3 separate regions of the Homo sapiens genome follow, and all the other regions are linked to region 2. The links are chromatin loops, found by intact Hi-C in ENCODE. Cell type or tissue: PC-3. All regions are shown on one strand.

Region 1 (2,500 bases), 59 kb after region 2:
TGAGCCACCATGCCTGGCCCATAACACCTTATTTAAAAATAATCTGTCTGGATCCATACAACTTGTCTGGATAACTAAATTGGAAATTATTCCTTGTTTTAAAGTAATTCAATTGAAAATTTTTAAATTTTTTTGTTAATCAAGCACTTTTTGGTGGAATCTAAATTAACACATGTAGGAGATGCCTGTTTCACTAATTACACAGGCATCTTGCAGTAATTAATGTCTGGGAGGAAGGAATGTCTTTTGCTTACTCTCTTCTTCTTCACAAAAATGTGAATTTTGGAAAGCAATAATGGAAGCATGTAGAATTATAGAAATACAAATGTATATAACTATCACAAAAAAATGAGGCCAAAGGACTATTCAGATATAATTAGGCTATGGTAGCTGTAATTATCTAGGAAATTAATAAAATTCATTCACCTAGAAATTATTAGTGAGCATCAAATATGTGTCAGCACTAGGCTAGGGTCTCAGAACGTACAGATAAATCATAGTTCTGGCTTCAGGGAGTTATATAGATTAGAGATAAAACCTAACTACAGGGGCTGGGCACGGTAGCTCATACCTGTAATCCCACCACTTTGGGAGGCCGAGGCGGGTGGATCGCCTGAGGTCAAGGAGTTTGAGACCAGCCTGGCCAACATGATAAAATCCTGTCACTACTAAAAATACAAAAGTTAGCCGGGAGGTAGTATGTGCACCTGTAATCCCAGCTACTCGGGAGGCTGAGGCAGGAGAATCTCTTGAGCCTGCGGTGGAGGTTGTGGTGAGCTGAGATCACGACACTGCACTCCAATCTGGGCGAGAGAGTGAGACCCTATCTCAAAACCCCAAACAAAACAAACAAAAAAACCAAACCTAACTACAGGGCTATGAGAGATGACTACTGGCAAGGAGCCACAGGTAGAACAAAGGGGATGTGTCCCCAGGCAAAGGGTAGTCAGCAAGCCTGCAACCTCAGGGTTCCCGGATCTGAGCCTCTGGCTCTTGGCTAGGCAGGCCCCAAGCGTTGGCCTCCTGCCATGGCAAGCTCCAGCCTGGTCTCCCACCTTGAGCTAACATTCATATGTTGTAGACACAGCCACGCTTCCTGCTTACCTGTCACTTCCAGTTCTCGAAGGCACCCTTTTCAAATGAAAATCCGCCCCTTTTCACATCAAACAGCTCATCTGGTCCTGTGGATTACATTTCTCAGAAATGCCTCTGAACATTCGCCTCCTCTCCACCCCCACTGCCTCTGCTACAGTGCAGGTGCTCGCCATTTCTGATTTGTTCTGTCACACACTCGTTTATCAGGTCTCTCCATCTCCTGTTTTGACATGCTGTAAAGCAATTTGCCACTGGAAAAAAGGGCTCTCTTTTTTTTTTTGAGACGGAGTCTCGCTCTGCTGCCCAGGCTGGAGTGCAATGGCATGATCTCGGCTCACTGCAACCTCTGCCTCCCAAGTTCAAGTGATTCTCCTGCCTCAGCCTCCCTAAAGTCTGGGATTACAGGTGCACGCCACCAAGCCCGGCTAATTTTTGTATTTTTAGTAGACGTGGGGTTTCACCATATTGGCCAAGCTGGTCTCGAACTCCTGACCTCAGGTGATCCACCCGCCTCGGCCTCCCAAAGTGCTGGGATTTCAGGTGTGAGGCATCGTGCCCGGCCTCTCTTTCCAAAGTATGTTATTATTTTTCCCAAGACCCTTTGACGGATCCTCATTTCCTACACACAGTGGTTCTCAAACTTGGATGTACTCCAGAATTACATAGGAAATTCTTCATTTTTTTAGACGAGGTCTTGCTATGTTTCTCAGGTTGGTCTCAAACTCTTGACCTCGTGTGATCCTCCGGCCGCAGTCTCCCAAGTAGCTGAGATTATAGGCGTGCCACTGAGCCCAGCTGGAAATTTTTTTAAAACACAGATTCCTCTGAATCAAAATTTCTAGAAGTGAGGTCTGAGCAATCTGTATTTTTAACAAGTTATCCAGATGGCTCTTTACTGTCAGTCTGGTTCCAGCTGAGGGAGTTTTAGAATTACAAGGCAAAGTCCAAACTTAGCACACAAAGTCATTCACATCAACTCTTCCCCTGTACACACCCTATGTCATAGCCAGAGTTGTAACCCATTTCTTAAACACCCAGGGTTCTTTTAAGTCTCTGTGTCATTGTATGTTATTTTCTCTAGAATTGCCTTTAACCTCCTTTCCACCCTGGAAAGCATTCCCTAAGCCATCTTTGAAGCTTTCTTTGATCTCTAACTTAGAGTCCTCCTCTCCTTCTAAAGCCCTGTGTTAATCACTTGTCATGGTGTACTTTAATTTTTACTTGCCTGTTTCTCTTTACGGTACTTTGACTTCAAAGGGTGGGGCTGCAAATTAGTCATCTCCTTAGAGTCCAGCCTTGTTCCTAGTTCCTAACTGGCACTTAATATAAACGAATGAATGAATGGACAAATGAAGAGAATGCTAGTTATGATAAAGAATTGGCCGTGTATGAGACTACTTCTCTT
Region 2 (2,500 bases):
TACCAGATAGTATCACTGGAAGGTTTTCAACTAATAGACAACTACATCACAGCTGCCACCTGCTTGACAGCGATTATAGAATGCCATCCCAATATAAGATGCAATCTGATTTTAGATATGTTAAGATGTAAGGAGGGAAACATGTTTAGAATTAATGAAATGGGGGGCACTGTATTAAAAATATATCCAAAAAGGCCGGGCATGGTGGCTCACGCCTGTAATCCCAGCACTTTGGGAGGCCAGGGCGGGTGGATCACAAGGTCAGAAGTTCAAGACCAGCCTGGCCAAGATGGTGAAACCCTGTCTCTACTAAAAATACAAAAATTAGCCAGGCATGGTGGCAGGCACCTGTAATCCCAGCTACTCGGGAGGCTGAGGCAGAGAATTGCTTGAACCCAGGAGGCAGAGGTTGCAGTGAGCCGAGACCGTGCCACTGCCCTCCAGCCTGGGCGATAGAGCAAGACTCCGTCTCAAAAAAAAAAAAAAAAAAAAAAAAAATATATATATATATATATATATATATATATATATATCTCCAAAAATCCAACCAGCTCTCCCTACTTCCAGTCTCATCTCTCTGGTCCAAACCCACATCATCTCTTTCCTGGATTATTACAGTAGTCTCCTAACAGATCTCCCTGCTTCTGTCCTTAACATCCTCTCCTCTTCTCTCCCAAATCTATTCTCAGGAGGGCATCTAGAGTCAGAGCATGTTATTTCTGCAAAGTCCTCAGTGGCTTCCCGTCTCACCCAGAGAAAAAGTTCATGTTCTTGCAGTGGCTACAGGGCCCTGCAAGACCTGGTGCCTCATTAGCTCTCTGTCTCCATCACCCCTGCCCCTCTCCCTTTGCTTGCTCCACTCTAGACAAACGGACTTCCACCTCCTGAAATTTTTACCTCTTGTACCCTCTGATTGACCTGCTCTTCTCTTGGGTAGCTGCAAGTCTCAATTTCTGAAGTGTTTCACCAAATGCCACCTTTACAATGAAGCCTCGTTTGCCTGCCTTTGACTCAAATTGCTATCACACTTGTACTCCCTAACTCTCATTTACTCCCTATCTGCCTTCCCAGCTTGCTTGCTTATTTATTTATTTACCTTTTTTGTCAGCACTTACCACTAATATAGCATATATTTGGCTTGAATATTTATTATCTAGAATGTTAGTGAGGAGTCTGGCTTTTGCTTAAGCCAAATGTGTGATCTTTCAGACCTGACTACAGGCAATTACGAAGGCCTTACCTGGCAGACCTCATACAGAAAGCTGCTGCTCTCTGAGAGACATTTGGTGCACAGCCAGTGGGTCACGGTCTCTGAAGGAAGTTGCAGTCAAGGACTCAGGCTCTCCCGGTCAGTCATGCTTTTCCTATGTTTACATTCCTGGCCCCAGAGTCTTCATTGCTAGTCTCTGGCAGACCTTGGGTAGACGTCCTTTTCAGATGCCTTTGCCAAGACCTCCTTATGCGGGGAGGAGGGAGACCTTGATGATACATTCCCCTACTCTGACTCATCACCCAGGACTTGTCCACTCCAAGCTCTCGCCGCTGCCCTCCTGCTTCAGGGTCCATAAAACTGCTTTAAGCTCTTGCTTTTACCATTGCCGTGAGTGATTAAAGGCTCGGTTCTTTTATCTCTGGCTTGTTGCTGTAACCGGCTACTCTGAGAGCTCTCTCTCTCCCAGCTCAGCTGAGCTCCTGACAATTCACTTCACAAGGGTCAGGGTTTGCTCTTTGTTTTCACTGCTGTATCTCCAGCACCTAGAAAAATATCTGGCACATATCAGGTGTTCAGCAATTTGTTGAATGAATTAGTAAGTGTCTGTTCAATTAATATAATTAATTAATTCTTGGAATAGATGCCTTGTTTTAAAATTTTATTACATATTGTTAAACCGACGTATTATACACAATGTGAAAGGAGTTATTACAATAGATTAAAGTTTCAAACAATTCTGATATTTTCATTGCCCATATGCCTTAGCTTGGGCTGCTTATAACAAAGTCCCATAAACTGGTGGCTTATAAACAGGAGGCATTTCTTAGAGTTCTGCAGGTTGCCAGTTTGAGATCAGGGTCCCAGCATGGTTGGGTTCTGGTGCGGACCCTCTTCTGGGCTGCACATGACTACTGTCTTGTTGTGTCCTCACATGGCAGAAATAGGACAAGCTAGCTTTCTGGAGTCTCTTTTATAAGGTCATTAATCCCTCCATGAGGGCTCTACCCTCATGACCTAATTACCTCCCAAAAGCCCCATTTTCTATTACACTGGGGGTTAGGATTTCAACCTATGAGTTTTTTGAGGGGGATTGGTGGGGGGACAAAAACATTCAGCTCCATTGCAGCTCACAACTTTGTTTCTTCTTCCAGCCATATAATTACAGCTAAAAGGGCCATGTTTTCTAAACTGGAAAACAAAAACAAAAACAAAAACAAAAACAAAAACAGAATAGATACAATTTTGTTTGGTGTAGCCAACAGGAAGAAGCCTTGTGAATTAATATTC
Region 3 (2,500 bases), 68 kb after region 2:
GTAGCATTAAAAGAGTAGGCACATGGGCCCCAAGATAACATCTGTGAAGAGGAGGACCAGTGTGTGTTTCCTTTTGTATGTTTAAGTACTAAGTCAGTGATTACTTTATAATTAAACCATATTCCTCTTGATCTGTCCATAATAAGGTCACTCTGTAATTTATAATAGGCTTCTTACCAAATTCAAGCTTTACAACAACCCTATAGGTTAAATATTCCTGTGAATTTTATAGATGAAGAAACAGAGTAAGTGAAAGAGTTCATACTCAATTCAAGTCTCTTGAGTCTAAAATCAGTGCTCTCTCTACATAAGAAGTTAGTTGCTAAGATCACACAACTTGAGAAGAGAGAAGACAGTTTTCACAGTCCCTCCCCTCTGACCACTAGGCTGCTTGGGGTACTTTTACAACTTACCTGCTCTGAATTAAGGCTCTCTGTGAATCTGATTCATCTGCCAATTTGCAAACAGTCAGCCCTGTAGTACGTACCTAAGTTGATTTTTAAAATACTATTTCTCATCTTAAAATAATGGAAATTGAGTGACATAAATTTCCTGGACACTTTTTAAGATCCAAAGACAATTTGCTAATTTGTCGTTACAATTAAAGAGCCCCCCAAAAGGCGTAAGAACTGGATTTTGACTTGGACTTCTGTTCCTTAGTTTCTTTAACATATTGGGGGCCGGGAGTGGTGGCTCACACCTGTAATCCCAGCACTTTGGGAGGCCGAGGCGGGCAGATCACGAGGTCAGGAGATTGAGACCATCCTGGCTAACACAGTGAAACCCCGTCTCTACAAAAAATACAAAAAAAAAAAAAAAAAATTAGCCGGGTATGGTGGCGGGCGCCTGTAGTCCCAGCTACTCAGGAGGCTGAGGTAGGAGAATGGCATGAACCCAGGAGGCAGAGCTTGCAGTGAGCCGAGATCGCACTACACTGCACTCCAGCCTGGGCGACAGAGCAAGATTCCATCTCAAAAAAAAAAAGAAAAAGATATTGGGAAAACTCACTTAAACTCTATGGGCTTCTGTACCACTAAGGCTTCTCAAATTTGATGCAAGTAATGGGAACTTGCTGTGGCTAACTTGAGCCACAGGAGAAGGATACTGCAAGACTCACAAATGCTTGAAAGTTTCGGAACAGGTTTGGAAATGGGTAAGAACCAAGGACCGGGTTGACCTGAACTGAAAGGAAATTGAGGTGCTATTAGGGACAAATATGAAATGAAGGATGAACTGTCTCTGACATCCTTTGCTTCTGTGTTTGGAGATGAGTAAGCAGGGAGTGGGTGCATATGCAAACAGGGTGGTCAGAAATGCTTTGGCCGGATGTGTGACTGAAGGCTATGTGCAGCTGAGGAAGGCTGGGCCACCACAGTAGCAGAGAGGCTGACCAATTTGGCATGCAGCAAGCAGGAAGTAGAAGGGATCTTAAGCAAGCAAAGTGTTTGGGTAGACAAGATTATGAGGAATGAGCACCAATGACATTTCCAACAAGCACTGAAAGCTTCCAAATGCTTCTAACAGTTACTGCCTGTACAAACACAGGACAGTCTTGACTATGTGAGACTGTGACAGTTTCCTCATGCCTATGAAATGAGAGACAGTACTTAGCACTGACATGAGCTTCATATTTGAAGGCAGCAAACTACTGAACCACATGTAGCTTCCGAAATCAAAAGATGCAAACTGGCAGACCACAGGTCAGATATGACATGCAGAAAAAAATTAGTTACTATCTTAGCCTAGTTTGTGCTGCTTACAGAATATCAGAGACTGGGTACTTTATAGAGAACACAAATTATTTTTCATAGTTTTAGAGGCTGGGAAGTCCAAGATCAAAGGGCCATCATCTCGTGAAGGCGTCCCTGCTGTGTCAAAACATGGTGGAAGGCATCACATGGGCAAAAGAGAGAGAGGGAAGCGGGGGCAAACTCCTTTTTATCAGGCACCCAGTCCTGTGATTCATTCATGAAGACAGTGTCCTCCTGGCCTAATCACCTCTTAAAGCTCCCACCTCTCAGCACTGTTGCACTGGAAATTATATTTCTCACACATGAACTTTGGGGAACACATTCAAACCATTACAGTTACCAAAGATAAAAATGCAGATTTCAGATTTCTCTTGGGGAAGAAAAAAGGCTCTGGCAATACCAGGGCTGTATTTCCACATGGCAACAGTTGTCTGTTGCCTTCTGTTGGGTTGTGGGCTCTCACATTGCCATACCCTCCTCATGGCCCCCTTCACTCATAACAGTACCTGCCTAGACCTCGAAGCACTAGTTTCCAACCCTGCTTGAGTTAACTACTTCCATGACAACTGTGCAAGGCCAGAGTGTGGGCAGCTACCTTGAGGGCCACCGGCATGGGCTGCCCAAGTGACCGAGGGCACTAACCTCTGCTCTCGAAACTTCTTTGGTAGGATCTCTTCACTCCTGACTTACTACTTGTAACTGCTGGAAACAACCATTTATTCTACCCCTACTAAACCACATCTGTCTTT

What was found. Peaks named below come from ENCODE experiments on the same cell type or tissue, not always from the same donor. Only the 100,000 strongest peaks of a DNase experiment are listed, where the experiment ranks them.
Region 1: it touches region 2 in a loop (4-fold over the local background); 14 of 110 quality-filtered maps call a loop at or near these places.
Region 3: it touches region 2 in a loop (6-fold over the local background); 15 of 110 quality-filtered maps call a loop at or near these places.

Annotation. Positions count from the first base shown.
Region 1 is chr2:113,875,789-113,878,288 of GRCh38, forward strand. All of the region lies in intron 1 of ACTR3-AS1 (ACTR3 antisense RNA 1), which reads right to left. Among named protein-coding and RNA genes, the nearest start is that of ACTR3, 13 kb to the right of the region's middle. In PC-3, no CTCF peak of the experiment used is centred here; DNase peaks (open chromatin) are centred at 993 and 2,353; H3K4me3 peaks cover 774 bases; H3K27ac peaks cover 2,050 bases.
Region 2 is chr2:113,817,195-113,819,694 of GRCh38, forward strand. LOC105373570 (a long non-coding RNA gene) reads right to left here and starts at 2,206. Exons shown (of 3, transcript XR_923227.4): 1 at 1,241-2,206. RefSeq lists enhancers at 786-1,287, 1,288-1,787. In PC-3, no CTCF peak of the experiment used is centred here; a DNase peak (open chromatin) is centred at 1,447; H3K4me3 peaks cover 1,144 bases; H3K27ac peaks cover 374 bases.
Region 3 is chr2:113,885,307-113,887,806 of GRCh38, forward strand. All of the region lies in intron 1 of ACTR3-AS1 (ACTR3 antisense RNA 1), which reads right to left. All of the region lies in intron 1 of LOC124906071 (a long non-coding RNA gene), which reads right to left. Among named protein-coding and RNA genes, the nearest start is that of ACTR3, 3.5 kb to the right of the region's middle. RefSeq lists enhancers at 1,296-1,345, 1,356-1,465. In PC-3, no CTCF peak of the experiment used is centred here; a DNase peak (open chromatin) is centred at 1,365; H3K4me3 peaks cover 1,009 bases; H3K27ac peaks cover 2,227 bases.